Regions from separate parts of the Homo sapiens genome. Here all the other regions are linked to region 1. The links are chromatin loops, found by intact Hi-C in ENCODE. Cell type or tissue: IMR-90. All regions are shown on one strand. Each heading gives the region's core, and the rest is flanking DNA. Links, peaks and the distances in the headings are about the cores only. Region 1 overlaps LINC02542 (long intergenic non-protein coding RNA 2542). Region 2 overlaps LOC112267962 (a long non-coding RNA gene). Region 3 holds the start of LOC105377873 (a long non-coding RNA gene). Region 4 overlaps LINC02542 (long intergenic non-protein coding RNA 2542). Region 5 has its middle 510 kb from the start of TENT5A.

Region 1 (6,425 bases), core at 772-5,771:
AGTCCTAAGAAATAGAGTGTAACAGAACATTAGCAAATAACATTTCACATCAGTGGGAAAGGGTGATTTGTTAAAAATGGTGCTGAGATTCAGGTTCATTTTGAAATAAAATAATTTAGATGTATTCACATATACCAAGTTAAATAATCCAAATGAATAAAATTTAAGTGTAAGAGGTGAAAGTATAAAAGAACTAGAAGAAAATTTAGAAACACATTCATACCACTTTGGAGTGGGGAAGACATTTCAAACTATAGCAAAGAAGAAAACGTAAAGGGAAAAGTCTTCCTAGTAAGACTTGGGACTTTATCATTTCGGTCATATTTTTTTCTCTTCACTACTTAAAATTACATTCTTCTGCCTGGGAATATTATATTTTTCTTGTTAAAAATCATAACTTGCCTAAGTCTAGGTTTTAGTAGGCATAATCATTGCCTAGCTAAATTTCAGCTTTTCAAAGTTGAAAAATGAACCAGACGAGGAAGACTTTATGGAAAAAAAGCAGAAACAAAATTACAATGGAAAAGATTGACTAAATAAAAATGAAAGTTTCTAATACCAAAGATTAAATTAAAAGGCAAATCATAAACTATGAATGTATTTGCAACAAATATCACAGCGATAATATCCTTAATAAAATAAAACACAAATTTCCCAACAACTGAGAGTTCAATGAATTATAAATTATTTGCATAAAGAATTATTAACCATTAAAATAGTTTTCATGAGGAAATGGGCATGATTTTTTATTAAATGGAAGACTAATACAAAATCATATATCCATATAGATATATAGACATAGATATATCTCAATTCCAAATGCTTATATGCACTATATGTTCTCATTCATAATATACATCTGTATACCATATGTAAATTTATATTCATATGTTTAGACACATGCATTTATTCATTGTGGCAACAAAGCAAATATTAGTTTGCTAATATTTCGACAAAGTGATGTTGAAATTATAAATGCATTTCTTTTTATTTTATCTTTATAGATTTATCTACTTGAATTACTTTCATAATACAAAAGTATATAAACAGTTTTTTTAAAAAAAGCAATTCACTATCTGGCAACTACTCTCTCCCATGCTCCAGTGGAAGTATCTTCCCTGGGGTTCAATTTAATGTTACACCTTCAAACTTTATAGAGGGCAACATAAAAGGTACTTTGTTCAACATTTTACCTGGGTATTGCGTGATTTTGTGCTTAAAACACTGACTGCTGTGTTCCTCCAAACCACCTATGTAAGAAACTGCATGACAGATTCCTCCTAGAGCTTGGTTCCTGTGATTATTTTAACCAACAATAAAATTATATCCAAACTATTTCAGCTTTGCCTGAGCTACCAGGAAACACAAAGAGGCAAACTCAATGTCCTGTTATAAAAAAGGTTTTATTTTAACAGTCTAAAAACATGTCCTCTCTCTGTCCCTTACAGATGCTTGCTGCTCTACTCTTCTTTCTAATCCTACTTGTAACTTTTACATTAATATAGTTTTATATGGCACATCAAACCCCTTTAGGAAAAGGTGAATGTAAATTGTAAATAAAACATGACTTGGTCATTCTAAGAGGGGTAACAGAAAATGTTTCATCTGCTTTAAGTCATGTTGATGCATTACAGCATCATCTTAACTCTACTCACCTGAAAAATTTCCACATCTAAGCTCTAAAAACCTTTAAAAAGGTGGCAAATTGGAGAATAGCATAAAGCCATTAGATTCATGTAGTCTTTGTTTTTGTAGTGAGCTTATTAGTGATGGCCTTTTGGTTTAAACACTGCCTTTAAGCCTTCGATCCTGGATGCCACCAGGTAATTCATGTTTAAAGAGTCCAAAAAGAAGTATGCACAGTAAAATCATTATCTCCACAATTAATACTTCCACATTACATCAAATAAATATTGTAAAGCATTTGCCACGTGCTGAGACTTGCTGGGCAGTGGGAATAAATGGAGACTACCAAAAGCACTGGACCTGCCATGAAAGAGCACAGTATTCCTCTTCTCTCTGATCTGGCACAGGGCATGATCTTTGTTGATTTTGTTCTTCCATGTCTTACTCTCTGAACCATGATGATGACTAAATTCTGAATCTAATAGGAATCAGATTTCAGATAATTCCCTAAAGCAGTCTGCCAACATTGCAGTAAGAGCAATTAAAGGAATCAGGAAAGTAGAATGCTGCTTTCATTTCATTAGGAGGGTAATATTAATCTAATCTTTGGACAAAGTGAAAAACAACATTGGATAATTACTTTTCAGTTGAAAGATTTCACACTTAAATTTTTTAAATTCCCCCCAGTTGAATAGTTTATATCCACTACTTTCATTCCTCTCTATGCTCCCATCTCTTAAAGTAATCTGGTTTGGCTCCTCCTTCTTCACTGAACCTTCCCAAGAACCACAAATCTGCATTGTTGCTATCCTCAAAGGCCCTTTTTCTGTTTCTGTTTTGCCCTCTTTCTCCTTGCATTCCTTGTAGTTTTTAACATGTTTCATCTTGAAGTAATGCTATCAACCTCTGGGATGAGGCAGCATTTCCTGAAGCTATTCCTTCTTGTTGGTCACTTTGATGACTGCTTTTGTCAATCCTTCCCCACCTCCCCAAACACAGGCTTTTCACAAGGTTGGAACCTTTGCCCCCTCTCTCAAATATTCATACTACTTCTTCTGGAAAACTCATTGACTATTAATACTTCAATTATCATTTCTATATGTATGCCACCCAAATCTTTAGCTATCAAAGATGCAGGCCCACATCTCCAAAGACGAAGTGGTTGGTTCGCATAGACATCCCACCATTGCTTTTAACTCAATATATTTAAAATAAAATTTCTCATCTCCCCTAAACACACACTCACTCGATGACTATTTTGGTTCATAGGCCTCTCAAGCACCCAGACCTCATACCTCTGAGTCATCTCTGAAAACTGTTACTCAAACCATCAGGTTTAACTCAAATACTCATTTGAATTAGTTAGCTTGTTTTTTTGAGTGCTAAGTCTTGATTTTCTCATCTGTAAAATGGGGTTAAAGTAGAGGTCAGATGAGAAGGTCAGATCACAGGTGTGACTGTAATCAAGAACTTAGACTGCCGCATTCATACTGGATGCCATGTGCATATTAAATTGTTTCACTCAGGCCAGTACATGACATATAATACATACTCAATAAATATTTGCTGATCAAAAGAACGAATGAATAACTGATTGAGTTAATGTGACCTTTCCTTCTTTTGAATTCCTATTGCATTTACTGTCTGCTATATCATCCATTTGACTCAGATTATATACTACTCAGTCTCCTGTTAACATTTTAACTATATTTGACCTGACTTCTTGGATAGGCATTCAGATTCTTCAGATTAGACACCTAACTTACCCTTCCTTGTGTTTCTTACAGGGCCCAGCAAAGTCCTTAGACATAGCAGGCATGCACTACTATTTGACTTTATATCTCATTTATAAGTCTTAAATGTATATCAGCTAATTTTTTCCAGTAAAGGAAAGTGGTACACATTATTTTGCAAGCACATATTCTTGAGGCTTTTTAAATTTGTGACTCATACCTTGGTTCAGAAACTAACACTAAACAGTGATTTTAGTGGCATGATGAAAGAGGGTTTAGTCAGGCCTCCTCACTTTTCAGATTTGCTTCAGTTCAGCCATAAAATTCCTTCCCAGCTGTATACCAATAGCCAGGGGCATTTTTACCCCGATATAAAATGTAATCAAGCTGCTTCTAGCTATGTTAAAGTAATCTATATACTGTGGAATTACAACTACGCAGCATGCCAGAAATAAGAGAATTTTTTAAAATGTCTTACTTCACGATGGCATTTCTACACTCAAGCAAACAACTTTCCTGTCTTTCTTCCTCCTCTCTTAAAAAAAAAAACTTGCTCCTCAAGGGGAAAAAAAACAGTACCCACACACTGGCCAGCAGAGTAATTATGATGAAAGGGGAAATATGTACGTGTCAAACAGCACAGCACAGCTTGGGTTATCTGGTCTCTATGAAGAGAACTTTTCAGTTAAATGTGAGTGGGTGAAATTGCTGTGTCACCCACAAAAGTATTTTCATTACCAATTTCCTGGCAGACTTTTACTCACAGCTCTATCTTTATTACTCTGAATACTGGCACATTAAATATCCTAAGATCTAATAAAATAGAAATGAATGAATGATGGGCACTTCCCAGTCACATATGAGCCCAACAGGGTTTTGCATCTCATAAGTTACAAGTAACTCCCATGGGCCAGGCACATCAGAGACAGATTAGTATAATGGGCCTAAAGACTCAGTACATTTACCAGCTTGAGTGACTCTTTAATTTCTGTTTCTGAAATAAACTTCTCCTAGGTGTGGTTTTGACAGTTTGTGCTCCCTCAAACTCTCCTAATATAGAACTTTTAATATAGAGTGCTAATGGGGCAACCATGAAAAGTATGGATTCCTATATAATAGCCCTTTATTAGTTTTCTAGGTCAGCTTTAACGAAGTACCACAAACCGAGTGGCTCAAACAACAGAAATTTATTGTTTCACAGTTCTGGAGGCCTGAAACCTGAGATTAGGGTGTCAGCAGGATGTTCACCCCAAAGGCATCAACCTTAGAAGGATGGTTCCAGGTCTGTCTCCTAGCTTCTGGGAGTTCCTTGGATTTGGGGAGCCTAACTCCAATTTACACATGACATTCTTTCTGTGCGCATGTATCTCCATGTCCAAACTTCTCTTTGTTATAAAGATGCAATCTTCACCATAACTTGATCATCTACAAAGACCCTGTTTCCAAATAAGGTCAAATTTACAGGTACTGGGAGTTAGGACTTCAATATTTTTAGAGGGGACAGAATTCAAACCATAAGAATCCCCATTCAGTCAGTGTGGTTAATCCCAATACATGAGGGAGAGCAACAAAAGTCAACCTTAGCAACACAGATAAACAAGCAACATTGGTATTTGAAGCCACAGAAATGATAATGCCTTCCACTCTTCTGAATCATAATTCACATTTAGGTTAGATCAAATTTTGTTTTTTTTTCCTAAAAAGTAAGCAAAACTGTCTAAAATGAAGGAACGATGACTCCTAAATAATCATACAAACTAACTTTTCCCATATGAATCACCATGAGAATAAAAACTGGAGCATTATCAGCTATACATGAAGATAAATGGACATCTTATAATAATAATAAGAACAACGAAGGCTGGGCACGGTGGCTCATACCTGTAATCCCAGCACTTTGAGAGGCCAAGGCGGGCAGATCACCTGAGGTCAGGAGTTCAAGACCAGTCTGGCTAACATGGTGAAACCCTGTTTCTACTAAAAATACAAAAAATTAGCCAGGTGTGGTGGCACGCACCTGTAATCCCAGCTACTCGGGAAGGCTGAGGCAGTAGAATCACTTGAACCCAGGAGGTGGGGGTTGCAGTGAGCCGAGATTGTGCTCTTGCACTCCAGTTTCGGCAACAAGAGTGAAACTCCATCTCAAAAAAAAATTAATTAATTAAATAAAATAACAACAATGAAAACAGGGAGGGATGTCAGCAAGATGATGGATTAGGAGATTCTAGATGTCATGCCCCGCCAAAACACCAATTTTGGTAACTACCCATGGATGAGTATATCTTTGTGGGAATCACAGAGTCTAACTGATATTTCAGCACTCCAGGGGAACACAAAATCCAAGAGTGGACGCACTGAAAAGGCTAGACATAAATCCTATTAATCAGCTTTCACATTCCACCAAGAGGTTTGCCCGCAGAATGACTCACCTGAGGACCATCATAATCAGCTGACACATGCCTCCAGGACCCCACATGCCCTCCCCATGGACAGTACCCTGTGCATAGCCCACATAAAATCCCATTCATAGCACACATATCTCAACAGAAGGTGTGGATCTTAGCAGACAGCTCAACCCTGCTGATTTGAATAACCTTGAACATTGCCCTAGGAAAAATAAATGGGAGCCTCATAGCACCAGACCTGGTGTTGCAGAATCCAGAGACAGCACACAACCCCTAAAATTTCTCCTCTTATAGAGAACAAGAAGAGTAAAATTGATACATCCAGAAAAAGTCTGAGAGACTCCCAGAATCTCTAGCTGGGCTTGCTGGTGAAGGTCTTTCTCTCTTGAAGCCAGTCAGTAAAGAGTAGAGAAGACGATTACTTCTTCAAATGCAACAAGAGTAACACAAGTCTACAAGGAGCACAAAGAATCAAGGAAATATAGCAGCACCAAAGTAACAAAATAAAGCTCCAGTGGACTAACCCCAAAGAAAGGGAGATTTATAAATTCCATGATAAGTAAATCAAAATAGCCATCCTAAAGCTCAGTGAACTATGAGAGAGTGCAGAACACTAGACAAAATCAGGAAAACAATACATGAAAAGAAAATCGGAAGTTCA
Region 2 (6,425 bases), core at 496-5,495, 1.4 Mb before region 1:
TGTGTCTTCAATTTATTTCATCAGTGTTTTATAGTTTTCATTATAGAAATCTTTTATTTCTTTAATTAAATTAATTCGTTAATATTTTATTTTATTTGTAGCTATTGTAATTGGGATTACTTTTTTAATTTCTTTTTTAGATTGTTTGCTGTTATCACATAGAAATGCTACTGATTTTTAGATATTGATTTTGTATCCTTCAACTTACTGAGTTTGTTTATTAGTTCTAATAGTTTTTTTTTGGTGGAGTCTTTAGGTTTTTCCAAATATAAGATCATATCATCTGCAAATAAGGATAATTTGATTTCTTCCTTTTCAACTTGATTGTCTTTTGTTTCTTTCTCTTGTCTAATTGCTCAAGCTAGGGCTTCCAGTACTATGTCGAATAACAGTGGTGAAAATGGGCATTCTTTTCATCTTCCAGATATTAGAGGAAAGGCTTTCAGTTTTTTTTTTTCCATTCAGTATGATACTGGGCCTGTTAAATATGGCTTCTATTGTGTTGAGGCATGTTTTTTTTATACCCACTTTTTTGACGGTTTTGATCACGAAGGCATGTTGAACTTTATCAAATTCTTTTTCAGCATTAATTGAAATGATCATATGGGTTTTGTCCTTCATTCTGTTGATACAATGTATCACATTGATTGACTTGCATATGGTGTACCATCCTTGCATCCCTGAGATAAATCCTACTTGATCACAATGAATCATCTTATAAATGTGTTGTTAAATTAGGTTTGCTAGTATTTTGTTGAGGATTTTTTCATCAATGTTTATCAAGAATGCTTGCCTGTAGTTGTCTTTTTAAAATTTGTCTTTGTCGGTTTTGCTATCAGGGTAATACTGGCCTCATAGAATGAGTTTGAAAATATTCCCTCCTCTTCTATTTTTTGAAATAATTTGAGTAGTACTGGTATTAATTCTTTTTTAAATGTTCGGTAAAATTCAGCAGTGAAACCCTTGGGTCCCGGGCTTTTCTCTGCTGGGATACTTCTTACTATGACTTCAATCTCATTAGTTGTTATTGATCTCTTCAGGTTTGGGATTTCTTCATGGTTCAGTCTTGGCAGGTTGTATGTGTCTAGGAATTTGTCTATTTCTGCTAAGCTTTCCAGTTCATTGGGATATAGTTGTTCATAATTGCCACTAACGATCCTTTGAATTTCTGTGGTGTCATTTGTAATGTCTCCTTATTCATCTCTGATTTTATTTAGATATTCTCCCTTTTTTCTTCATTGGTCTAACCAAAGTTTTGTTGACTTTAATTTTGCAAAAAACATTTTTTTTGTTTCTTTTATGTTTGTATTGTTTTCTTCATTTCAGTATCATTTATTTATTCTGTGATATTTATTATTTCTTTTCTTTTACTAATTTTGGCTTCAGTTTGTTCTTGCTTTTCTGGTTAACATGAATCATTAGGTTATTTGATATTTTTCTACTTTTTTGATGAAGGTGCTTATAGCTATAAACTCCCCCTTAGTACTCCCTCTGCTGTATCCCACAGGTTTCAATATGTTGTGTTCCTATTTTCATTTGTTCCAAGACATTTTTCAACTTTCTTCTGAATTTCTTCATTGACCCACTGGTTATTCAGGAGCATGTTTTTTAATTTCCATGTGTTTGTATAGTTTCCAAAATTCCTCTTGTTGTTCATTTCTAGTTTTATTCCATTGTGGAAAGAGAAGATACTTGATGTAATTTCAATTTTTTGGAATGATTTAAGACTTATTTTGTGACCTAACATATGGTCTATCCTTGAGAATGACCCATGTGCTGAGGAGATGAATATGTATTCTGCAGCTGTTGGATGAAATGTTCTGTAAATATCTATTAGGTTCATTTGGTCTAGGTGCAGATTAAGTCCCACGTTTCTTTGTGATTTTCTGTCTGGGAGGTCTGTCCAATGCTGAAAGAGGACTGTTGAAGTCTCTAGCTATTACTGTATTTAGGTCTATCTCTTACTTTATCTTTAATAACATTTGCTTTATATATCTGGCTGCTCCAATGTTGGGTGAATAAATACTTAAAATTGTTATATCCTCTTGCTGAATTGATCACTTTATCATTATATAATGACCTTTGTTTTCTTTTTTTGGAGTTTTGGCCTTAAAATCAATTTTGTCTGATATAAGCATATCTACTCCTGTGCTTTTTTGCTTTCCATTGGAGTGGAATCTCTTTTTCTATCCATTTATTTTCAGTCTGTTTGTATTTGTAGGTGAAGCGTGTTTCTCGCAATCAACAGATCACTAAGTCTTTGTTAAAAAATCAATTTAGCCACTTGATCTCTTTACTGGATAATTTAGTCGATTTACGTTCAATGTTATTATCGGTAAGTCAGGACTTCTGTTATTTGTAGTTTCCTGGTTGTTTTGTGGACTTTCTCTTTCTTCTTTCTTTCCTTCCTGTCTTCCTTTTAGTGAAGGTGGTTTTCTCTGGTGTTATGTTTTAATTTCTTGCTTTTTGTGTGTGTGTATCTGTTGTATGTTTTTTATTTGAGATTATCCTGAGGCTTGAAAATAATATCTTATAACCCATTATTTTAAACTGATGACAACTTAACACTGATGGCATAAAGAAACAAGCATACTAACAAAAAGCAAAGAGAGAACTAATAACAATGCCACACTTTAATTTTGTCCCTCTGCCTTTTAACTTTTTGATCTTTCTATTTATATCTGATTGTGCTGTCCCTGGTCTTGAAAAGCTCTTGTAGTTATTATTTTTGATTGACTCATCTTTTAGTCTTTCTGTTTAAGATACAAGTCATTTACACTCCACAGTTACAGTGTTTTTTTTATTTTTTTTGTTTAATTACAGTGTTTTTTAAAACACAATATTCTGTATTTTAAATCAGCATATTATTGATCACACTGTATCTTGCTCCTTCAACAACTACTCCTATTGCTTTTGAGTTTGTGTTCTATAACAGTCATTTTTGAGTTTCAGCCCAACTCCTGCCTCTTGTTTATGAATTTTTTCAAATCTTTGAACATGCAGTTGATACCATACAATTTAGTCCTGAATTATATACTGCCTCTTTGTTGGGTAATATTATATACGTGTGTCTTTTTCTTCCTTGAGATCATATTACTTTAAGACGAGGATGTCATATGTTCCCTTCTGAGTCATGCTCAATAACTGTTGGACTGTTAATCTAATGGAACTTCCATATTCATGTTCTCCTATCTAGTCATTTATACTTCAAACAAGTAGAGATCCAACAACTCAATTACAGCATTAATCAACTAGAGAAGTCCTGATACCCAAATCCTTAAAGTCTGGGAAAAATTAAAATATATTAGCATTTTTGAGGCTGATAATGGGGCTGGCAAAAAGGAGAGTTCAAAGCACCCACTCTTCATTCTATGAAACCAACCAGCAGAGGGAGCAAAAGAGATATTAAAGTTTTTCTGTTTCTGCTTGCGGACCTTCCTTGATGGTTGCTGTCTAAAGCTAGGCTATACTTTAAAAATATATTCCTTTAATCCCAAGGTAGAAATTCTGCCATATAATTACCATGTGTCTGTAAAACCAGTTCTAAAAGATTCTACGTGAAGGATTTCTTTCCCCAATTTTGAGTGGAAACCTTAAAATCTGCTGTTCAAAATCTAGGACTAAAATTCTAGGCTTCTAGGTGGCTTAGGAAGTAAGGCAAAGAGATTTTGAATGAATAAAAAATTTAGCTTTCTAACTGTTGCTTAGGTAAATGATATTAATAAATTTCTGCTATGTTTGGTGTTATCTGAAATCTTTCAAGAGATTTTTTCACACTATAATGGAGTTTTTACTACATTCAGAATCAATGTATATTTTCTATACAATCAGGAATATCACAGAGATGGTCACTCGGAAAATAATGTTTTAAAATATATATACATGCAAGTATCTATGTGTACACATTTAACACATATACTATACATAATATGTGTTCATATTTTCATATGAAATGTCTTTTAAAGATTATAGGTCAAAGGAGCTTCTCATTATCCTGGATATTTGGGCTTAGACAATTTTGTCAAATATAATCATGATGATTGCCAAAGACTCATGTATGATTTACGGCACCCTTTGCAAAGCTTTAAGAATGTCATTTCTTGCATTCTTCAGATGAATTCAGTATAAAGTTTTCTTGGATGTATCATATCTTGTTTCCAAAAGTGTCCCCTAAATTCAATAAAGTTATATTAAAGTATTGCCACAAGGGAAGTAAAGAAGCAAAAAATAATAAAAATATGTGATGATGCAAAGCTAATATGAGTTTAATATGAATCATTTTATTCCTCTGCTAAAGGATATCAAGAAAAAGAAGGATTTATAGCATATTTCATTTTTAAAGAGAAGACAATTTTGTTTCTTTTGTGTTGGGCTTGTATAAATTGTTACACTAATGAAATATAACACAAACTCTGGGAATTTCCAGATATCATAGCACGGCGGGCATTCTCATCACTTGTAATTTCTAATATTAGGTAGAATTATATTAGATTTAGTTGTTTCAATTGATCATTAAAAACATGTCATATGAAGAGTCCTTTGATTGAGACTATTAAAATTATTTTATGAGGAAGTAGATTGGACACATTGTGTGTGTCTGTATGACTGATCAACAATATAATATTTGCCTTCCCTAGGAAGAAACAATCTATCTGTCATAAAAATCGTTTCTTCTATTATCTATTTCTACTCTGTAGAAAATTTTTAACATAATGTGGTTATTCCTTGTGCCAAAGGCATAAATTCACAGAGTAACTGGAACTCTGTGTGGGACACCTTTTCTGTCCTCTGGCTGGGTGGTTGGATTATGCTGTGGAAAGAACAGCATTACAGCTTGGAGAAGAAAACGCTCCACCAAGTGTTTTGTAAGAACATCCAGAAGAGAAACAAATAAACCAATGTTGGCATTCATTTCATGAAAGACACTAAAAAAGTAAAGTTTGAAAACTCAAAGTCTAAAAGCACCTTGTATTTTAAAAGAATTAAACCTTTAGGAAGATTTAACTGTCTCATGCTTCTTGGTAATAGCAGTTTAAAGAAGTCCATTGTTTTAGATTTTTGGTTGTGTGAATATGGGTAATGTTTGAGTTTGTTGAAGTGATTCACGGATTGGGAGAAAGTGCTGAAGAGAAGGTGGAGTGGTGTGGTTCAGTGAGCTGGCTTGAATTAGCAGCCCAGACATGTCAGTTGTATAGACCCAACTTTATCATTCAGTAATTGCTTATCCTTGGCCAGTTCAGCAAATTTTTTCTCATCTGCTCTTCTTATAGGGTCCAATAATCAAATGGAGAAACTGAAAAAGCCTGGCATGTTATAAAAATGTGGACTATCTTTATGAAAATTATTTGTTGGTATTAAAAATACTCAAGTAGATGATCATTATGGTAGTTTTGAATGATTTTTAAAATTATACTCTAGAATACACAGCTTGGAAATAATAAATCTTAACTAAGAATAAGCCAAAGTGCCCTGATCTTTGGAAATCAGATGAAAATAATGCAGTATTCTTGAGGACATTCATGGTGATTAGGGAGATGACCTTGACCGGTTATCAAATTCACAACCTCTTACAATGGACCAAACCTAAGCCAATTTGATTAAAAGAGATTTTCCATTGTTTATAAAGACTACCATGGCCAGCCAGCACTTCATTCCAATACAAGCAGTTTAAATATTATGCAATCCTTTCTTATGTAATTCTTGATTCTCAGGCCACACCAGCATGGGGATAAAAATAGAACATTATGATTGCTGCAAACTGGTATTTCTCTGGCCATGCTCCTATTCACCATGTGAGAACTCTGGATTACCCTTACATTTTTATTAAATAATTATAGCATTCTTAAGATGTATGTCATCTACAATCAGAAAATTTAGCCTTTTAACTACCCAGTGGCATCCTATGCTCGATTTTCTCTATCTTTTATCATATGCCAGTGTAATATGTCTCCTGCCTTCTGGTATAAAAAACAGCAGCTTTGCTGCCAATGCCACCCTATGGAGATGATTCTAGAAGGAACAGTGTCTGTTCCCAGGCTGCTAGTGCTGACTGCCAAATGTGTCAACGAAGTCTTAGCATTAGTCACCAGTATCTCCTGCTGTGGGGGATGAGATTAACCCCAGCGCTGTAGTTGTCTTGTGTTCTGTATATCTGTGCTGGTCGCCCTTGGTTTTACTTGTTCTTCAGTCAATGCTATTCTGGTATTTGGTCAATACCATTCTGGTATTTGGTCATGAATCTGCAAGCTCTGAAGTAAGGGGAATATGAGTGACTGACATTGTACTGCCCAATAATTTTGTCTTGCCTTTTATTTTGTAGTCCTTGAACCAAACCTGTGTGTCTCAATTCAATTTTGCTGTAGTTTTACCCAGGAGGAGTTTCAGTCTCTTCTCTAATACTCCCTAGCAGGCACACCTTATAGCCC
Region 3 (6,425 bases), core at 947-5,946, 230 kb before region 1:
TAGATGAATGTAAATATGTAAATATGCCTTAGAGTATGCCTTAGAGCATGCTAAATGTGCCTTGAAACATGTAAAGTATGCCTTAGAGAATGCCTGGTCCTTTGTAGGCACTCAGGCCAGCTAACTCATCTGCAGGAGCTGGATAGAATGTAATGCTTAGGCATGGAGACCAGCAAAGGCAGAAGAAGGGGCAAAACCCAGGTTGCTCTCCTTCTAGGCATCAGGCCCATGGGAGTTCAAAGATGTTCTCAATCTTACACTGTGGGAGTTATCTCTCAGGGCATCCAGTTTGAGCCTAAGGCAAATTTGGCTGATTCCAAGTTCTACCTGAACTCAAAAACAACTATTATAATATATCCTGCATCTCCATCCTGCAACTGGTGGCTAGTGAGGAGTGATACCATGTGAAAATATCTGTTTGTAGATTTGGAACTGCTGCGGCAGAAATAGGGACTTTTAGTCTCTAGGACAAAGAAGCTTGCAGGTCCCCTTCAACAGTACTGCCCTTGTACAAAGCCAGAAAATTATCTGTGATCTTTATAGCACAGGAAGGACCTCCAAGCTAGAGAAGGGATGGTTCAAGGATGGAAACATCTTTCTTATTAAAACACCACATAAAATTCTGTGAGTTCTGAATCAAGAAAGAACCTCCAGCTGGTGGGAGCTGACCCCACCAGCAACCTCTGACTCTTTTCTATGAACACTGCCTTTCTCTAGAGTTCTGTCACTCTGATTACCACTGTCACCCCGAATTCTGGAACTCAGCAGACTTTTAAAATTATTCATCTGCAGTCAATTAAGCCAGCTGTACTCCTTTCCTCACAGGGGCTCGGTGTAATGGCTGCAAACAACAGCCTCCTTTGTTGTATACACAGCTTGTTTCTTGTATGGGTTGCTCTAAAGAACATAGGAGACAGCCGTTTCCAATGTATGTTTATGCCTCTGACCTTTGACCTTGCACTGTTCCCATTGTAGGCTCCAGACAGGTGTGCAGGGTATCTCTAGAAAGCCCCAGGGTACCATGGCCAGAATTTACATTGGTAAGTCATCATGTCCATCCATACCAAGGTGCAGAACAAGGAGCATGTGACTGAGTCCCTACACAGGGCCAAGTTCAAGTTGCTTGGCCACATCACAAAGAAATGGGGCTCTATCAAGTTTAATGCAGATGAATCTGAAGACATGGTAGTTGAGAAGTGTCTTATCTCAGATGGCTGTGGGGTCAAATGCATCCCCAGTCATGGCTCCGCAACAAGTGTCAGGCCTTGCACTCAGGAAGGCTTCCACTGTTCTGCTGTCTCTTAGGCTCACCAATACTTTCTGACAAAGAAAAAAAAATGTTAGCATATGTTTAACCAAACCCTTTCTTTCCTTCATCCTTCTTATCAAAGTAGAGGCATGTAGAATTTTCCAAATTAATGTAATTCGGTATTACACAAAAATGAAAAGGCAGGCATTACAGGCAAGCTACATTGCGTAAAGTCACAATTCCAAAGTTTTAAGTCCTTGATCCTAAGATGAACATATCCAGCCCTAAAAGACTTCACTATCTCTTGCTGTGAGTCCTCCACCCACCCCCATCCTGCCTGTTATTTGGTCAGTTTTCTAGCTGTCATATTTTCTTTCCATCTTTCCAAGTGTGGTAAGTGTTCAAACAATGGGTTGAAATAAAAAATAAGAAGGAATGATCCACTGTAACTGGGATGGTTAAAAAAGGTGTCTTTGTAGAGAAAAGACCAGACTAAAGAGTAAACACCAGCCAGTCATGAGAAGTTGAGAAAAGAGTGTTCCTGGCAGAGGGAGCAACTTGTACCTGGGCAGGCAAGAATCTCTTGTACTGGAGGAACTCAAATGTGTTCTATGGAACCAGAGCATGCAGAGGAAGGGAGAGATGGCATGAGATTAGGCTGAACAGAATGTCAAAGTTCAGATCATGTAGGTTGTGGTGAGGAGTTTGAAAGATTTTAGATTTTTTGTGTAAGTGTTAGAAGCTATTGAAGGCTTTGAGCAGGAGAGTTGCATGACTGGATTTATCTTTTGAGATCCTTTTTGCTGCTGTATGGGGAATTCATGAGGGAAAAATAGAAGAGAAATGGGTTAATAGACTGCTGCAGATATCTGGGCAAATGATGATACTATCTTAGATTACTGCTATTCAAACTGTAGGTCACAACCCATCAGGGTTATATAGTCATTTTAGTGTTTTTTTTTGTGTAATGTAAGATATAATTACCTTTCTTAGAAAATATCATCTTTTTTTTTTTTTTAAATTTTAAAGCTGGGTGTCCTGGGGGAGACATCACATGTCAGCAGGTTCCGTGATGTCCCCTGAGCTGAAAAACCAGCAAGTTTTTATTAGGGATTTTCAAAAGGGGAGGGAGTGTATGAATAGGGTGTGGGTCACAGAGATCACATGCTTCACAAGGTAATAGAATATCACAAGGCAAATGTAGGCAGGGCGAGATCACAGGACCACAGGACCAGGGCGAAATTAAAATTGCTAATGAAGTTTCGGGCTCCAGTACATATAAAGAGACTTATTAAGAAAAGATCATCTTAATAAGTCTCTTTATATGTACTGGAGCACATTGGATTTAAAATTTTGGGATATGCTTTTAACCCGATGAGAAAATAGGTTAATAATAAATTGTCACTGAAAATCAGAAATGTGACTTGGAAAGAAAAGGTACATGTCATGGGCAATTACAGATGCAGAAATCCTTTAATTATAAAGCATGCCCTTACCTGAGGAACTTTATACTATGCTGACATGAGGCTACATCTAATAATAAGCCTTTTCATTTTACACACACAAACACACACCCACGATCTATGAACATGTTAAGACCCATATGTTCAAACAACCCATTTACAAATTGCTAGATGGGACCAGCATGAGCGCCTTACTCCCTTCACCAAATGAAGAAAGCAATTTTGTTATTTCATCACCTTTCTTCTTCCTGGAGTCCTGACAGCATCAGTTATAACAGCATGCCTCTTTTCCCTCATTTTATCAAACACCAGTCTTGCATTTGAGTAGGTGACAAACAAAGATGGCAGCTGTATTTTCCTAGTAGAATCTTAGAGCTCTTCAGAGTCACAAGAATGAGCCTCTAATGGCAGAAAATTAAATCCTAGAGGAAATAACACTAATGGCTACTTAAGATATCTTCCCCCATTGCTTCTCAATCCAGACCACTTAGGTAACTGCATATGTTGTTGTCCATGCATTTTGATAGAGCCATCCAGAGAACCACTCCTGACCTGAGTAGTTGTGCTGCTGACTCTACTGTAAAGCCATTCCTGTGCCAGATGAACCACAGAATTTCAGCAAGTAAGGAGCTAAAGACAGGGGAGCGTTGTAATCTTCAATCTGTTTCTTCATTCTCAAACCTCACAATGTTGGCTCTTTCTGCAGAATTTCAGTTTGTGTTTTATTCACTGAGGAAGTCTGGTACGTAGAAAAGCTTCCTCTTAGCATAGATAAGGCTAACAGGCTAACAGTTATTTGGGTAAGTAGGATTAATTATCAGGAAGCTGTTGATAGTTAATGGCTGACCTGTAAAAACCTGGTTAGAATGAGGTCAGCTAAAATAATAGGGTCTATTTTAAGTTTGGGTCATATAAGACGTCATTAAGGATCACATTATTTCAGCAAAGAAAATATTGCAGAGAGTTATCCTTTTAAAAGAAAATAGCCTTTCTGCTGGAAAGCTTCCAAACCACACCATTGCAAAACCTAAACACTTCAAACCATTGAATGCTAATGTTTAACTGCCTAGCTCTAGTTGTCTTGCAAACCTTTTCCCCTTTGGTAATTGACTTTTTCTGCAATCCAGGTGTCGTTCGGTGTTTTATCCCAATTTTGTTTCTTATGCTGAAGAAAACATATTTTCATTGCCTAGGGGTTAATTTTTTGAACCCCACATAATGTAGAATATATTCTACTCTGTTGCTTGTGATTAAGAGTAGTAATCAGCATTTTACTAGAGTTGAGGAAAGCAGCAAAGGGAAGGGCTAGCCCAAGGCATAATTGGGAAATGCCTGAAATTTTAAAGCCTTTGCCTCATAATTTGTCATTTAACTATTTTTGTGCCTTAATCTCTTGTTCAGTCACTTAGAGCTGCATGACCCCCTCTAAGCTTCAGTTTCCTCCTGTTGCAGGATTGACTGCACACAGTGCAGTGTGCAGCACATTCCCTGAGGCATAGTAAATGTTCAGAAATTGGTAGGTTATCATCATCATCCTCATCAACATTCCTAAACCTCGGGACTAAGGGATATTTCATATTGACTTATGATGAAATTGTTTGTAAAACATTTGCTTTTAATTTTATTCTCAAAGACTAAAAAACTTACCAAGCCCAAAGGAATGTGCCTCTAGTTCTAGTATTTGAGGCCACCACAGGAGGTGGAGAAGAAATGTGGTAGCGAGTGCGGGAGTCTTCCCTCCTTTGTAGTGCTGACAGCTACCTGTTCATTAGACTGGCCTTGTTGAAAAAAAATGATAATATGAGTCAGGCATGGGGACCAAGACAACATGCGGGACCTGCCCTGCTTACACCAGAGCAAGAGAGCCCATGTCCTGGTCCAGTTCCAAAGCCACTCCCCTGGCAGAACACCTGTCTGGATTCTTCCTCCTCCCTCCTGTCACCAAGATTCAGTGAAGAGTCTAATTAGTTAGTGGATGTTTAAATGCTGTATTGGAGGGGCAGATATAAGATCTGTGGGATCTAAAGATTATATAATTATGGGGGAACTCTTTAAAAGAATACAAAATTATAAGTAATAGATATGTGTGAATATTTAGTTAAGATGAGAAATCACCACAAAGTATACATATAAACAGCTAACAAATACCACAAACATAAAAAATCCAGAAAAATATTTATTAATTAAATCCCTGATTCATCCTACACTTTTTTTCTACTTTTTTCTTCTTGATTGCATACTCTTTGATTGCACCCCTATGTATGGTAGAAGAGGATTTCTGACTTTTCTGACTTAACACAGCATTGATGAGATTCAAAACCTTTGCTTACAATTTTTTTGTTATGATGATTTGAAAAATGTTCAAGTCTTCTTTCTCTTCTACTGCCCACATACTTCTGGCACAGCACAGCATGCTCATATAGTATTACAACCACTGTGTCTTCATTCTGTGATTGCAGATGAGTGGGAAGAGGGTTTCTGAAAGTATTCCTGCACATGGACAGGTAGCAATAATAATTACTATACCTGAAAATGACTGCAAACCACATAAATCCATCTCCCTAAACCCAAATAGAGGGACTCCCAATTTAATTTCCCATTAGCCAAATCTCAAAAATGTCCACAGCTAGTCTGGGACTATCCAACATGAAAAGGCATGGAAAATAATTCATATGAAAAGAGATTGCAGTCTTTTTTTTTTTAGAAGGTCTCACTGTCACCAGGCTGGAGTACAGTGGTGTGATCATAGCTCACTGTAACCTTGAACTCCTGGGCTGAAGCAATTATACTCCTGCCTAAGCCTCCCAAGTAGCTGGGATAACAATTGTGAGCCACCACACTCAGCCTAAACTGCAGTCTTAATCGTGGCTAAAATGTTTTGCTCTTTCAAATATTAGAAAAGCATATGCCCAAGCAAGTGAGAGTCCCTGAAGATGTAAACTTCTTTCGCTTCACAGAAAATCTACCTCTGCACAGAGGAATTAGCCCCATAGGATCCTGAGGATGAAGGTGAGTTCCTGCCCTCCCATGCTTACAGAAAGAGCTATTTTAGGCAGAAGCACTGTATACTATAAGAACTTATATAACAAAAATAATATCAGCATTATTACTGAAGTCCATTTTGTCCAAGCATGAAGCAATCTCAGGCAGAAATCACAATATCAGGCTCTTTGGAGAATGGAGAAGAAACTGGAACTGTCCACATCTTGAACTATGAAGAACCTGGTTCTTTCCTGTCCCCTCCCTCAGCTCTGCCCAAAGTGACCTGAAGAAGCAATTGTCTTTAATCTTATCTAGTTCAATAATTTTAATTGATTCTCTGAATCCAAACTCTACTCTGTCACTAACTAGCTGTGTGAGCTGGGACAAATTAGCCTAAGCGTTTGTATTCTCATACATAAAATGGCAAAAATATTTTATTTGCATAACTGTGAAAAAGATTAAATGGATAGTGTATGTACATTACCTGGCACCTAGTAGATAACTAAGATATTGTAGCCATTTTATTATTGTTCACATTTCAAGTGATAACTATAAGGGAGGAACTAGAAAGGGAATATTGAACAGCCAGGACTCCAGATTACCAAACACAGCATGGAAGATCAAACTCCATAAATGCTAAAAGGGATTATTTCAGTTTCAACTTTTTTACTTGCTCCCAGAGCCCAATGGCAACACAATGAAAGTGGCCGTGGCAACATGACAGCCACAGT
Region 4 (6,425 bases), core at 663-5,662, 100 kb before region 1:
TTTCATATATTTTTTTGTTTCCACTCTGAGGTTTCTTGAGTCCTTATTCATTTGCCCAAGAAAGCTTAATTTAGAATTGGCCTGACTCCGAGTCTTTAGGATTGGTTAGGATAGTCCTAAGTGCTACTTAAATGCCACCTTCTATTTCCTGGGCAAGAGTGCCCGGGCTGGCACAACCCCACAGCCCAGCAGGGCAGCAGTGGTTGTGGTAGGCGCTGCAGAGGGGTTGCTGTTTCAGCCCCTGAAATTAGTGCCTAGAGAGCTGGAAATTCCAGTAGTCTCTGATCAGAAGGTCCGGAACTGGAAATAACAGGAGTGAGAAGTTCATAAAAGAGAAGGCTACAATCCCAAGGGAAATTTGCACAAGAGCCCACCACTGCACACCACTTTCAGCAGAAAAGAATTCAACGCCACTCCTCCCTGGCTTTCTACCTTCAGACCTGTCTTCTCCTGGCTAATATTAGTATTAAATAACGTGGCACCTGTGTCTAGATCTACTCAGTGAGAACAACAAGGTCCTCACCCCACCCTGCCTGCTTCTCTTCAATCCTCCTATTTCCTCTTCCTTACCTTCTTTCTGTTTTTTGTCACCTATTCTTCTTTCTGACTGTAATTCCTCTACCCTAGCAACTTCTCACATGGTTTTTGAAATGTCAGGCAGGGCATAAACAACAAACAACATGGCCATACTGAATCTTTAGTGTCCACATTGCCAGAGTAGGGAATATGAATTTTTATAGCAGTTGTTAGTGTCCCACTCCCAAATAAGACTCCAGATACATCCTATACCTGAGCAGGTAGAGGAGCCAGGTAGAGAGGTTCAACCTTTTATAAGCCCCATGAGACTTCTCTCCAGGCTCCAACCTCTCATTGAATGAAAATTAAATGACTTTTAAAAGTATAATTTTCAAATTTAAAAAAGAGAATATATGACTCATGGTATCTAATACATGTCAGTACCAATAGTCAGTTTTTCAAGTACCTTTTCTTTTTGGAAGTCAGATAAATATAAATCTCTAAATTGATATTAAAAACTGACATACCACCAACTGTGTCTGGAAACTAGCAGCTAGTGATTCCTGATAATGAGGCCAGAAGCTGGTATCAATACGGCAATGTGGGAGACACTGCAAGTCTGATTGCTCAGCCATTTAACTGACGAATAAGAGGAAGACCTCAAGTTATCTACACCAAGATAAAGAGCTTGGGGAGAAGATTAACCAGAGTCAGTGCTTGAGAAAAGGAACATCAGTTAACTGAGCTTCTTAACTGTTTTGAGAATGTTGCTACTAAGCAAAAAACAGTGACAGGCACGGTAGATACATTCTTACCAGTCTTCAAGCAGTGCCTCTACCTTCATAAAGTAGGATAATCTATAATGATTTAAATGGTAATAAGAAACTAGGTAAATATTTTAGAGTCCCCAGTCATACATCTTATACTCCAGCCATATCAAATGTCTTACTTTCTTTAAACCAGCCTAGCCTATTTATGGCCACTAAGGGTTTGAATGCTGTTACCTTCCCTATCTGAAATGTCTTCTCCTCTCCAGGGTATGGAGCACTGTTACCCAGTCTTCAAAACCAGCTCAAAAAAAAATTTTTTTTTTCTAGAAGATATCCCTTAGCCAAGTTAGGAATTTTTTCATGGGGGAGGAGGTGTCTCACAAAATTGATTTCTTTCCTCTTAGAGAATTCATCACATTATATCATAACTAAGTGAGCACATGTCACCTCTCCCCATTCCCACCACTTACCTCCCCCCAGAACTTAAGTTTAACTGGGGCAGGAGCCGTGTCTTAGTTCTCTGTTTGTCCCTAGAATAGGTCTGAAAGGTAGTAAGCTCTCAATAGGTATTGAAGAATGAGTTGAGAACGCAGCTGAAGGCAGGTTAGTGATGGGATTGGAGACAGCAGAGGTCCTGTTGGTAAATTCACCAAAGTTCATAGAGCAGGAAGGCCTTAGGAAAGCTCTCATCTCTTCACAGCATATTAAGTGATACCTAAGATATAAGTAAGCTGTATGTTTGTGGCTGTGAAGTTTTGAAGACTATTGTATTCAGCATAATGGAAAGAACTTTCTATAATTTCTTAGAAAAACAAAGGCAAGGAAACAATTCCTGAACAAACTAACAAAAAGAAACAAGTTTACTGTGTGAAGTCTCAGATAAGAATGAATCTCCATCAGTGGATTCTGGGTGAATTTAAACTTCCAAGTTTCCAACATACAGGAATAAAATATTTAGAAGACAGAAAAAGTTATAACTGTAAAATGGAGTAGTGATAAGTACCTCACAAACATGAAAGAATTATAATCTCTATTTTCTGTCTTTTTAAAGAAAGTGTGCATATGCCTCTATCTTGTATAATTAAAATCTCTATTTTCTGTCTTTTTAAAGAAAGTGTGCATATGCCTCTACCTTGTATAATTAATGTAATGATATGAAAAGCTACCACTTCTAACTTCTCGTAGTTGACAAGATGAGGAGGCATCCAGAGGGCTGGAAAAAGCTCATGGTTACCTCACAGATTCTGGGAACAGAGCTCTCTAATCTGTATGACTTCACACACATTGGACTTGAGTCTGAAGAGAAGCCCAAGATAATTTCACAAGAGATGAAATTTCGAATTTTTTTCAGAAGGGAAAGTAAAACATCATCCATGTCTGGCAAGAATGCTGAGGCAGATACAGCATGTGTTTATGAACACGGGAATGATGACTTACGCATGTTTGGAGAAAGAAGAAGTATATTTATTTTTCTTTGCAATCATCTCTATGTATTTTTGAGGTACAGGAACACACATTTGAGAGCCCTGACACAGAAGGGCAGAAAAAAAAGGAAAAAAAGAAAAGAAAAAAGAAAGACAAGACAAGACATCAAAAGGAAAGCAAAACTATACCATGTTGTCCTTGGAGGTGTAAGATGAGAGAATCTGAATGTGAAGAGACCAGTGGACTGAGTTACCCACTGGGAGACATGGGCTTTGCACTCTGTCTGGTTTAGTCATTCTAACTAGTACTGAGGCAGACAGAACTGGAGAGGAAAGACGGCAGGCCTTATATTCATAAACCCACTCTGGGAAGACAGCTGCAAAGGCTGCTGGTTCATCAGAGGACACAGTAAGAGCAGGTTTGGCAGAAGTGGCATTTGTGCTGCTGACAGTTCTGCTGTGCTCTGTGCTTTGCAAGGCTCCGAGGGACGCAGGACAAAAGGGCATTGATGATCTCTTGGCATAGTGTGAATGACAGAAAGTTGCGTGTGGGGCCAACAGGCGGATAGAATGAATGGCATCATTTAGAGCCAGAAGTCAAGCAGAAGGGATAGGGCGGGAACATTTTCATTTCTGTGTTCCATCCACACAGTCCCTAGAATTGTTCCCAACACACTTGGGAACTCGGTCAATATTAATTAGGAAGAAGGCAGAAACATACTTAGAAGCATGAAGTATCATTGAAAAAGACTGAATGTAGGCAGCAAGAGATGGAAAAAAACTTGACAAGGTATACTTACTTTGAAAGTTGGGGTCAAATCCTTAAGCTTTCAACTCATTTGCAAAGCAGAAGCTGAGATTCTTGAATAAATTCTCTGTTTTAAAACCTTAAACAGACAGGATTGAGTCAGTGGCTTCAGCAAGTAACATATTTTCTTTGCTTGTTTGTTTTCTAAAGGAAGAAAAGATAAGGTCCCGAACTTCAGACATTGCTGAAATTCTGTTATTAGTGAATCAGGGGCTTGAAAGGCAAGAAGCTCATTAGTGGCTTCTGTGGAGAAGTCTGGGGCACTCCATGCTAGAAGGAAATGGAAAAGCTGCCAGTTAACAGCAGGAACATCTAAATCATCACACTTAGGAGGAGAACTGGAAAAACAAGACAGTATTTTACCCTCCACAGAAAAATAATAGGGAAAGAAAGCCTTCATTGAGTATATATACGAAATGTCTTAAGTCAGGCTGCTAAATAAACAGCTGCTGTTGATGAAGGCAAGAAGATAAACAGGCATTCTTAATGGCCAGAAGGTTAGAGAGCATCAGCTGTGGGGTAGAGGGCACTTGCCATTCCTGATCACCAAGTCAAACATACCTCAGGCAATACTGACTCAGAAACCAGCATCTGGTTGCCCCTCATTCTGTGGCAAATACTAGGTTCAGTCTATTACAATATCTCATAGCTTGGTGGCCTGGGTCATATCAACCAACCAACTAATATTTTTAAACATTGACCATATGCAAAATACTATGCTCATCACTGCCGGGAGTGTCACGGGGGGGGTGGGGTGGGCGTGGGGCGGGAAGGGGATCACTGATTCATCTTTCCTTTTTTTTTTTTTTTGAGATGGAGTCTCACTCTCTCACTCAGGCTGGAGTGCACTGGCATGATCTCAGCCTCACTGCAACCTCTGCCTCCTGGGTTCAAGCAATTCTCTGCCTCAGCCTCCCAAGTAGCTGGGATTACAGGAGCCTGCCACCACACGAGGCTAATTTTTGTATTTTTAGTAGAGACAGGGTTTCACCACCTTGGCCAGACTGGTCTTGAACTCCAAACCTCATGATCCACCTGCCTCAGCCTCCCAAAGTGCTGGGACCACAGGCGTGAGCCACTGCGCCTGGCCGCATCCTTCCTTTTAAAGCATGTCCCATGTACTTGCAGAAACAGGATCTAAACACAAAAAAGCATACAAGCATTGTGGTTCCCAGAATAGCATCGAATGGCCAAATGATAATAAATATTCCAGGGGTTGAAAGGAGGGCAAGATTGCCAGGATATGAGGTGTTTAATTGAACTGTTCAGAGACCAAAGTACATTTAGGCTGAAAGATTGTCAAGAAAGAAATGCAGTCCAAAGCTTTTCAAAAATGAGAAAATTGAAGGTACCTGAGAAATGTCCATGGTATTACAGTGACTAATAGTTCCTCAGAGGAACTTAGTATTTGAATCACAGTTGCACCATGTATTTCTGGAAAGTTATTTAACCTCTCTGCACTCAGCTCATGAATAAAAGAGGAATAATGATAATAATCCGCACAAACTATTGTGAGAATTGAATCCAATCATTAGCCAACCATGACGTTCTCTCCCTCAGATCCAGACTGAGCCTCAGACCCTTCTCAATACAGAGCCCCAGGCAGCCTCAGCCATTCCTAATTGAATAGAATTTCCAGTGAGATTCAACATACAAACAATATTTAAACAACAATAAATAAACATTGATTTTTCAATAAATCAAGGGGATTTTTACTGCTATTGATGACAAATTCTGTAGACAAATTAAAAGCCACTATTTTTTTAAGTTGTAATCTAACTCCTTTCAGGAACCTAAATTATTTCTTGGTTTGATTCACAGCTTCCAAGTCTCACTAGATCATCGCCATTAGTTGAAACCAATTACACAGGAGGTCTCCACCGTGCCTGACTGTTCTCATAGCGGCTGCTTCAAAATAAAATGTATATTTTCATTTTTAGGTATGACAGGCAGCAGTCTGGTTTAATATTATGAGGTGGCATGTCATGAGGTGGAAGCTGAGCTTGCTTGCCCCACTTCAGTATTTCTTCCAGACAAGGAGGCTGAGATCAATTATAGTCATATACACACCCCGCTGCTGTAGATGCTCCCCCCAACCATGTGGCTGTTTTTCATTTAATGGGCAAAGTAAATCTAAGAGCCACCAAATGTTAAATGTGAGAAGAGATCTTAGAAGTGATTTAGCTCACTCTCCCACCTAACATACAGTTAGTTCCCTGTCACTGAAGACCATGGGCTGAGGCAAGTCAGAAGTTCCCCAGCACCTTCATTCAGCAAGACCAAATTAAAGGCATATTAGTCACATGCAGAAAAGTTGAAGCAGCTGGAGCAGTGGCACCTGGGAAGGAAAGAGAACCCACCTATTCTGTAATCTTCCCTAGCAAGGCCATCAACTGCTTGCTTAAGTCAGTGCAATATTACATTTGTGTCCAATATTGTAGAACTTGGAGAGGCAGGGCTAAAGAAACCCTAATTCTGATAGATCAACAATATCCTACGGAAAAGGAAGGAGAAATGTAAAAACGGTTGAGACTAAACATCCCTGCCTTACATAGTTCAAAGGGCATGTTTGTGGTTTAGGAACAGCCAACTCCAGAAATGGGAAGTTGTTGGGATGAAAGCCAGCGTGGAGATGGCTCCCTCTAGACTGTTTAATGGGAAGATTATGTGGTGTGTCCAGCTTCATAATGGAGGGAATCTAAGGGGCTTGTCGATGAAGTGCTGATTGAAGTACTCACCTGCACACCATTATTTATCTCCTTTGATTTGCCAAAGTATAAATAATCAAAATGATACATAAATTTAATTGCTGGTGTTGTGTAGTTATTTTTGAGGAACAGCCACAAATCTGAGATCTGGTATTTAACAAACAACTCAGGCTACCTACTCAGACTAAACACATAGTGT
Region 5 (6,425 bases), core at 831-5,830, 750 kb before region 1:
ATCTTCAGAATATATTTAACTGTAGTCTGGAAAAGTAGGTGAAAATTTTAAAAGTTAGACTTGAGATATATAATACTGGAGATGAACTATTTTTATATGTAACCATGCTTCTAATTTTCAAATATACAGAATATAAAAATTGAAATGTATAGACAATCTGAATTGATAGATACTATATAACAAACTTAAAATTCAGATATTATTTAACTATGTAACAGGTTTTTATCACCTAGATGTTACCTTAACCAAATGATCAACTTAACATCACCAATCATGGGTTAAGTTGATATCAGGTGCTTCTTAAATTAATGAGCTGAGAAAAACACAATATTACTTTGCTTGTGTTTCTGCCAAAAATGTTGAGCCTGATTCTAATCATGAGAAAATAATTAGATAAATCCAAACAGCAAAGCAAGTGGTCTAGAGTCTTCAAAATATCAATGTCATAAAGCATGAAGGACTTTTTTTAAAATTTTATTTTATTATTATTATACTTTAAGTTTTAGGGTACATGTGCACAATGTGCAGGTTTGTTACATATGTATACATGTGCCATGTTGGTGTGCTGCACCCATTAACTCGTCATTTAGCATTAGATATATCTCCTAATACTATCCCTCCCCCCTCCCCCCACCCCACAACAGTCCCCAGAGTGTGATGTTCCCCTTCCTGTGTCCATGTGTTCTCATTGTTCAATTCCCACCTATGAGTGAGAACATGCGGTGTTTGGTTTTTTGTCCTTGCCATAGTTTGCTGAGGATAGTTTCCAGTTTCATCCATGTCCCTACAAAGGACATGAACTCTTCATTTTTTATGGCTACATAGTATTCCATGGTGTATATGTGCCACATTTTCTTAATCCAGTCTATCGTTGTTGGACATTTGGGTTGGTTCCAAGTCTTTGCTATTGTGAATAGTGCCGCAATAAATATACGTGTGCATGTGTCTTTATAGCAGCATGATTTATAATCCTTTGGGTGTATACCCAGTAATGGCATGGCTGGGTCAAATGGTATTTCTAGTTCTAGATCCCTGAGGAATTGCCACACTGACTTCCACAATGGTTGTAAAAAGAGTAAACTTGGGCCGGGCGCAGTGGCTCACGCCTGTAATCACAGTACTTTGGGAGGCTGAGGCAGGTGGATCACGAGGTCAGGAGATCGAGACCATCCTTGCTAACATGGTGAAATAATCCCGTCTCTACTAAAAATACAAAAAATTAGCCGGCGTGGTGGCGGGCGCCTGTAATCCCACCTACTCGGGAGGCTGAGGAAGGAGAATGGCATGAAACTGGGAGGCGGAACTCGCAGTGAGCCGAGATCGTGCCACTGCACTCCAGCCTGGGCGACAGACAGAGAATTTACTAGATGCAAAAGAATGAAAATGAGAGAGAAAGAGGGAAAGAAAATGTGGCAAAATATTAGAAATTGATAACTCTTGATGAAAGAAGATATATATTTAGTGTACGTTTCTTGCAATTGTAATGCAAATTCAAAATTTTTCAAAATAAAAACTTTTTGAGGAAATGGGATATTTTCTGGCTTACATAATTCATATACTCAACAAACCTCTATGGCTTAAAAGACTTGATGAGAAAATAACCTGAGCTGTAATAAAGGAATGAGGATGAAGGGAGAAGTATAACATAGTAGGTCTGGGATGAGGATCCCTGATTCTAATTCAGGTTGACCAGCTGACAGGTCATGACCAATCATTTCATATTTCTTGGCATCAGATTGTTCATTTGTAGCATGATAGAACTGAACCAAGATGAGCTCAGAAGTCACATATAATTTAGAGCCAATGGTGTTTAGAGACAGAATGACAGGAAAGAGACAATCCTAATTAAAAAGAACTTGAACATAATCAATAATCCACGATGGATACTTGGAACTATACTTCTTTTGGAAAATGCTAGAATCTGGGCAATTAGCAGGACTGTTTAGTGCTTAATATTCCAACGAACTTTGATGTTCTTACTCTTCACTATGATTCTTCAAGGAAAAGCAAACACTGGACTTGGAACATTATCAACCTCACTAAATTATTACTGCTAGCATCTGGTAGAGTACCTCGTGCTGAAGGAATTTCTACAGAAATGTAAAAGTTAAAAAATGAGCAAATTGCCTAATGATTGATGTGCTCAACAATCCACATATGGAAGGAGGAACACATTTTATAGCCTTGAAAAAGCACATCAGTTATATGTTTGCACAGGCACATAAACTGTGCTGCTGTGCACGTCATTGAGGTTTTTTAAAAAAATCTATTGTAGGAAAGATATTTAACATAGAGTAAACTTCGTCCAACAGATCACAGATTAATCCCTGGCTCAGGATTCTTAATAGAATACTAGGGAAATTTCTTTGTTATGTTCATTTTATTATGTTTATTAAAGCAGTTTTTGGAAAAGTTGAAAAGGCTGGTTGTCTTAAGACACACTGAAGTACTGTAATTACCAGGAGAATAAGAGAACATGAGATCCAGAAAAAAGGAGACATGCTGATTTATCATAAAAATATGGTAATTCCAATGTGGTTATTTTCATTGGAATGACATCTCAATGCATATGAAGTCAAGGACACGCTTCTTTCCTGAGACTTGAGATCCTTCCAGTTTAGTCTCATTCTTTATATAAAGCATAAAATTCTTATACCTGACACTATGAATTTATTATACTGTTAGCATTTCCTGGACAAATATTGTTTCCTCTCATATTTGTGTCTTTGGCAAATTAGTAAGGTTATAATACCATCTCCAAGGATCATTCCCCTAGGAGGCAGTATAGTGCAGTGTTTAAGAGGATAGAGTCAGAAAATCAGTTTTTGAGCTTTGAGTTGTAGGAGTTTCTTACATAATCCCGCTAAGCCCTAGGCTTTTCATTTAAAAAAATTGATATAACAATAGTTTTTATAGCATACATTTATTAATATGATTAAATGAGAGAATTTACATACAGCAATTTGCACAGAGACTACCCCAGAGCAAAAACACTTTCTTCACAATTCCCCTCCTATTATTTTCATATTTTATTTGTTCTTTTGTGGTGCCTATCACATTCTTGCAAGAGCCGTGCAGTCCTCATCATTAAATTATAAATTTCCTGTGAACAGGTAAAGTATGTTACCCATTTTTTTATCTACAGAACAACAAAAGTAGAATATACAATAGAGGTTTTTAGTAAATGTTTGTTTAAATGACTTGAGTCATTGAAATTTTAACACAAATACTTTATCTTATCTTTTGGTATTAATGCAGAATCTACTGAATCTACTATATTAACACTGAATATTCTAAAAAAATATTCAAGTTTCAGCACATTGACATAAAAGCAAATTATTTTTTGAGACTATTTAATACTTTCCCTACATTCTTGATATTCTATGTTGCTGTAGTTCAAATTACAGCAAACTACAACTTTATTGGCTCTGGTGCTCCATAATTTGATTCACCTTATGACTGAAGAGCTACTTTTAAATTTCCTTTGAGACATCCAGCCTTTCACCCATTCACCCATTCTGTAAAAATTTAAAAAAAAATGCCCACCAGGAAAGCCCTGACTTCCCATGATTTACTGATTTCTATGATTCATCTTAGAGATTCCGATCATTTAAATTAATTTTGTGAATCAGGCTGTGTATTCTGTGCTGTGAAAATAAAAACCTAATGTTCCACAACTGACTCAGTTAAAAATGACAATCAACAGAAAAACCCACACAAAGTCACCCAAAAGTTCAGCTTAGTCATCAAACCATGTTTGCTGAGAGAAGTTAAAATTTAAATTTATTTTCCAACATGATTATTCCTAAATTTTGCAGTTTTCAGAAACAGAAACTTTTAACATAGTAAATATGATAAAGGCAACATTTTTGCCTTTATGCACCGTTTCTTTTTTTTTCTTTTTTGGACAAAAAGTTTGTAAAATGCATAATCTAGCTGTATCACATACAATTGAATTATATAGTATCTCCCTCTACTTCCATGTATGGGCTGTCTCCACTTAGGATTATTTACCCATGTTATTTCCCCTAAACACCCTATTCTTTTTCCACCTTTCTACTTTTGCGCAAACTGAATCCTCCATCTAAAAGTTGTTTCTTAACTTCAGAATTCTCTTTCCACCATTACATATTCTTTAAGACCTAGCTGTGGTTCAAGTTGTCTCTCACTGTTATCATTTTTCAGCTAATGTATTATTCAATATTAATGTTTCCTTATTTACATAAATATGCTCTGCTTCAATCCCATTACTGGGTATATACCTAAAAGATTATAAATCATTCTCCTATAAAGACACATGCACACATATGTTTATTGTGGCACTATTCACAATAGCAAAGACTTGGAACCAACCCAAATGCCCATCAATGATAGACTGGATAAAGAAAGTGTGGCACATATACACCATGGAATACTATGCAGCCATAAAAAAGGATGAGTTCATGGTCTTTGCAGGGACATGGATGAAGCTGGAAACCATCATTCTCAGCAAACTAGCACAAGAACAGAGAACCAAACACCGCATGTTCTCACTCATAAGTGGGAGTTGAACAATTAGAACACACGGACACAGGGAGGGGAACATCATACACTGGGGCCTGTCAGGGGTTAGGGGGCTACGGGAGGGAGAGCATTAGGAGAAATACCTAATGTAGATGAATGGTTGAGAGGTGCAGCAAACCACCATGGCATGTGTATACCTCTGTAACAAACCTGCACGTTCTGCACGTGTACCCCAGAATTTAAAGTATAATTTTAAAAAATGTTCTGCTTCTGCTGTAAGAATATAAGCAGGCTCAAATCATTAATGTTTTTCCTTCACAGTACCTACCTGAGGAACATGAGCTGACTTTGTGTGAAATGCTTTCTAGTGCAAGCACATAGAGTATCTATGTATACACAGAAAGAAAAGTGCTTTGTAGATTCTGGTCAAGCTTAAAATAGAATGACAGGTTTGCATAGAATAGAATTATAGGCTCATAAGACTGTTATCTTATAGAAATGAAACAAGGTAGTGAAATTGAGAATGCTTTTGCTTGGCTTTCCCTCTGCACATAGATTTCTGATGATAAATTTCTTTCTTTTGATTATAAGAGCATGGAGATGACAAGGCACGTTATAAATAATCAAAGACATGACTTTATAGCTTTACATAGAGGAGCATAAATAATATCTGCATTAACAAAATATGCAAAATTCTTGAGACCAAAGATAATCATATGTGGTGAACGGGTTCTGCGTTTGTTGGTTGAAATCTCATTGTTAACTTTTTGCATTTATTGGCTGAAACTTTCTTGTTAACTTTTTAATTTTTCTGTCATAGTTAAACATTTAACCATCTGACAAAAAGGGAAACACATTTATGCTCATTTGTAACACTGTTTGATTCTTCCTAATACTGTGTAAGTTATGCTTTTTGAATTTGTCAGAATTCTATTTTAGATGCCATAATTTATTTAATAATTCATTTTCTACAAGTGAAAATTATATCTTTAAAAAATCCCTCCCAAATAAAGGAAAAACCAAATCTTTAGGAATCTTAATTATAAATTTAATTTTTTTCATGATTACGTGTATGAGATGTGCCTTGTAATTAGAACTCATATTGCTATTTAAGTAAAGCAATTAAAGTTTGTTTGTATGTATGCTAATAAATGAGGCCAATGAATACAATCATGAAATTTATGTATTTTATTTGAATGTTTTGTATTAATGCTAGGATGAAATACTACCAATAATAGGTAGAAATTTGAGAGGATTCTACTTTTGAAAGAAGAAAACTGTACTGGATGAACTCCACATTTATAGTTTTTCCCCAGAGGACCAGCCACAGTCCATGTAGTGCAGTTTGATTAGCACTCAGGGAGACAGCCATGCTTTTATGGCTTGAGCCATCAGAGAATGGATTTTAGATCTCCCAGTAAAACCTGAATTGGAGAAGAAATATTCAGATGAGATGAGAGCCACAAGGTAGGAAACCCCCATATCTGCATATTAACTCCCATGAACGCTGGCTGAATTGAATGCGTGTTTATAGTAGTGGAGGAGGAACTTCAAATAACCCATTGAAAAGCAGTTGAAAGACTAAAAAGGCAGAGTAAAGATTGGAGTTTTAAGTTTAAGTCCTGCATTTTTAGATGGTCTTGATAAATAAATATTACATTCCATTTAAATTTAGGCATTACTACACTGTACAAATGAAGACATACCAGGACAAAGAGATTCATCCTAAAACCAAGAAAACCAAATAGATATATTATCCAAAAGTTCAAAGTAATTAGACATTAATTTCTCTGCTTTCTAGAACTGACATCAACACTCTTCATGAAGATAATAAAATCCAAATCATTGTAAACATATTCCGAACATCTGTTATCTACAATAAAAATAATCAAATTAGAGAAAATAAAGGAAGAATGCATAAA

The links. A loop is a pair of places that touch in the nucleus more often than their neighbours do. Peaks named below come from ENCODE experiments on the same cell type or tissue, not always from the same donor. Only the 100,000 strongest peaks of a DNase experiment are listed, where the experiment ranks them.
Region 2: a loop joins it to region 1, with 2.9 times the contacts of the local background. A loop is called at or near these places in 6 of 110 quality-filtered maps.
Region 3: it touches region 1 in a loop (3-fold over the local background); 25 of 110 quality-filtered maps call a loop at or near these places.
Region 4: it touches region 1 in a loop (4-fold over the local background); 6 of 110 quality-filtered maps call a loop at or near these places.
Region 5: it touches region 1 in a loop (4-fold over the local background); 8 of 110 quality-filtered maps call a loop at or near these places.

Annotation. Positions count from the first base shown.
Region 1 is chr6:81,993,635-82,000,059 of GRCh38, forward strand. All of the region lies in intron 3 of LINC02542 (long intergenic non-protein coding RNA 2542), which reads right to left. Among named protein-coding and RNA genes, the nearest start is that of LINC02542, 100 kb to the right of the region's middle. In IMR-90, for the core only: no CTCF peak of the experiment used is centred there; DNase peaks (open chromatin) are centred at 2,927, 3,597, 4,027 and 4,987; H3K27ac peaks cover 1,822 bases.
Region 2 is chr6:80,602,217-80,608,641 of GRCh38, forward strand. The region is part of intron 2 of LOC112267962 (a long non-coding RNA gene); the gene reads left to right. Among named protein-coding and RNA genes, the nearest start is that of BCKDHB, 500 kb to the left of the region's middle. In IMR-90, for the core only: a CTCF peak has its summit at 3,381 (motif pointing right); a DNase peak (open chromatin) is centred at 3,125.
Region 3 is chr6:81,763,238-81,769,662 of GRCh38, forward strand. LOC105377873 (a long non-coding RNA gene) reads right to left here and starts at 5,178. Exons shown (of 3, transcript XR_942729.3): 1 at 5,043-5,178; 2 at 4,360-4,490; 3 at 1-1,320. It overlaps LOC124900219 (small nucleolar RNA SNORA70), which reads left to right and starts at 787; the gene lies at 787-919. In IMR-90, for the core only: no CTCF peak of the experiment used is centred there; DNase peaks (open chromatin) are centred at 3,354 and 3,694; H3K27ac peaks cover 474 bases.
Region 4 is chr6:81,891,903-81,898,327 of GRCh38, forward strand. The region is part of intron 3 of LINC02542 (long intergenic non-protein coding RNA 2542); the gene reads right to left. Among named protein-coding and RNA genes, the nearest start is that of LINC01526, 81 kb to the left of the region's middle. In IMR-90, for the core only: no CTCF peak of the experiment used is centred there; DNase peaks (open chromatin) are centred at 2,609 and 3,729; H3K4me3 peaks cover 431 bases; H3K27ac peaks cover 1,377 bases.
Region 5 is chr6:81,239,142-81,245,566 of GRCh38, forward strand. No RefSeq gene overlaps it. Among named protein-coding and RNA genes, the nearest start is that of TENT5A, 510 kb to the right of the region's middle. In IMR-90, for the core only: a CTCF peak has its summit at 2,770; no DNase peak of the experiment used is centred there.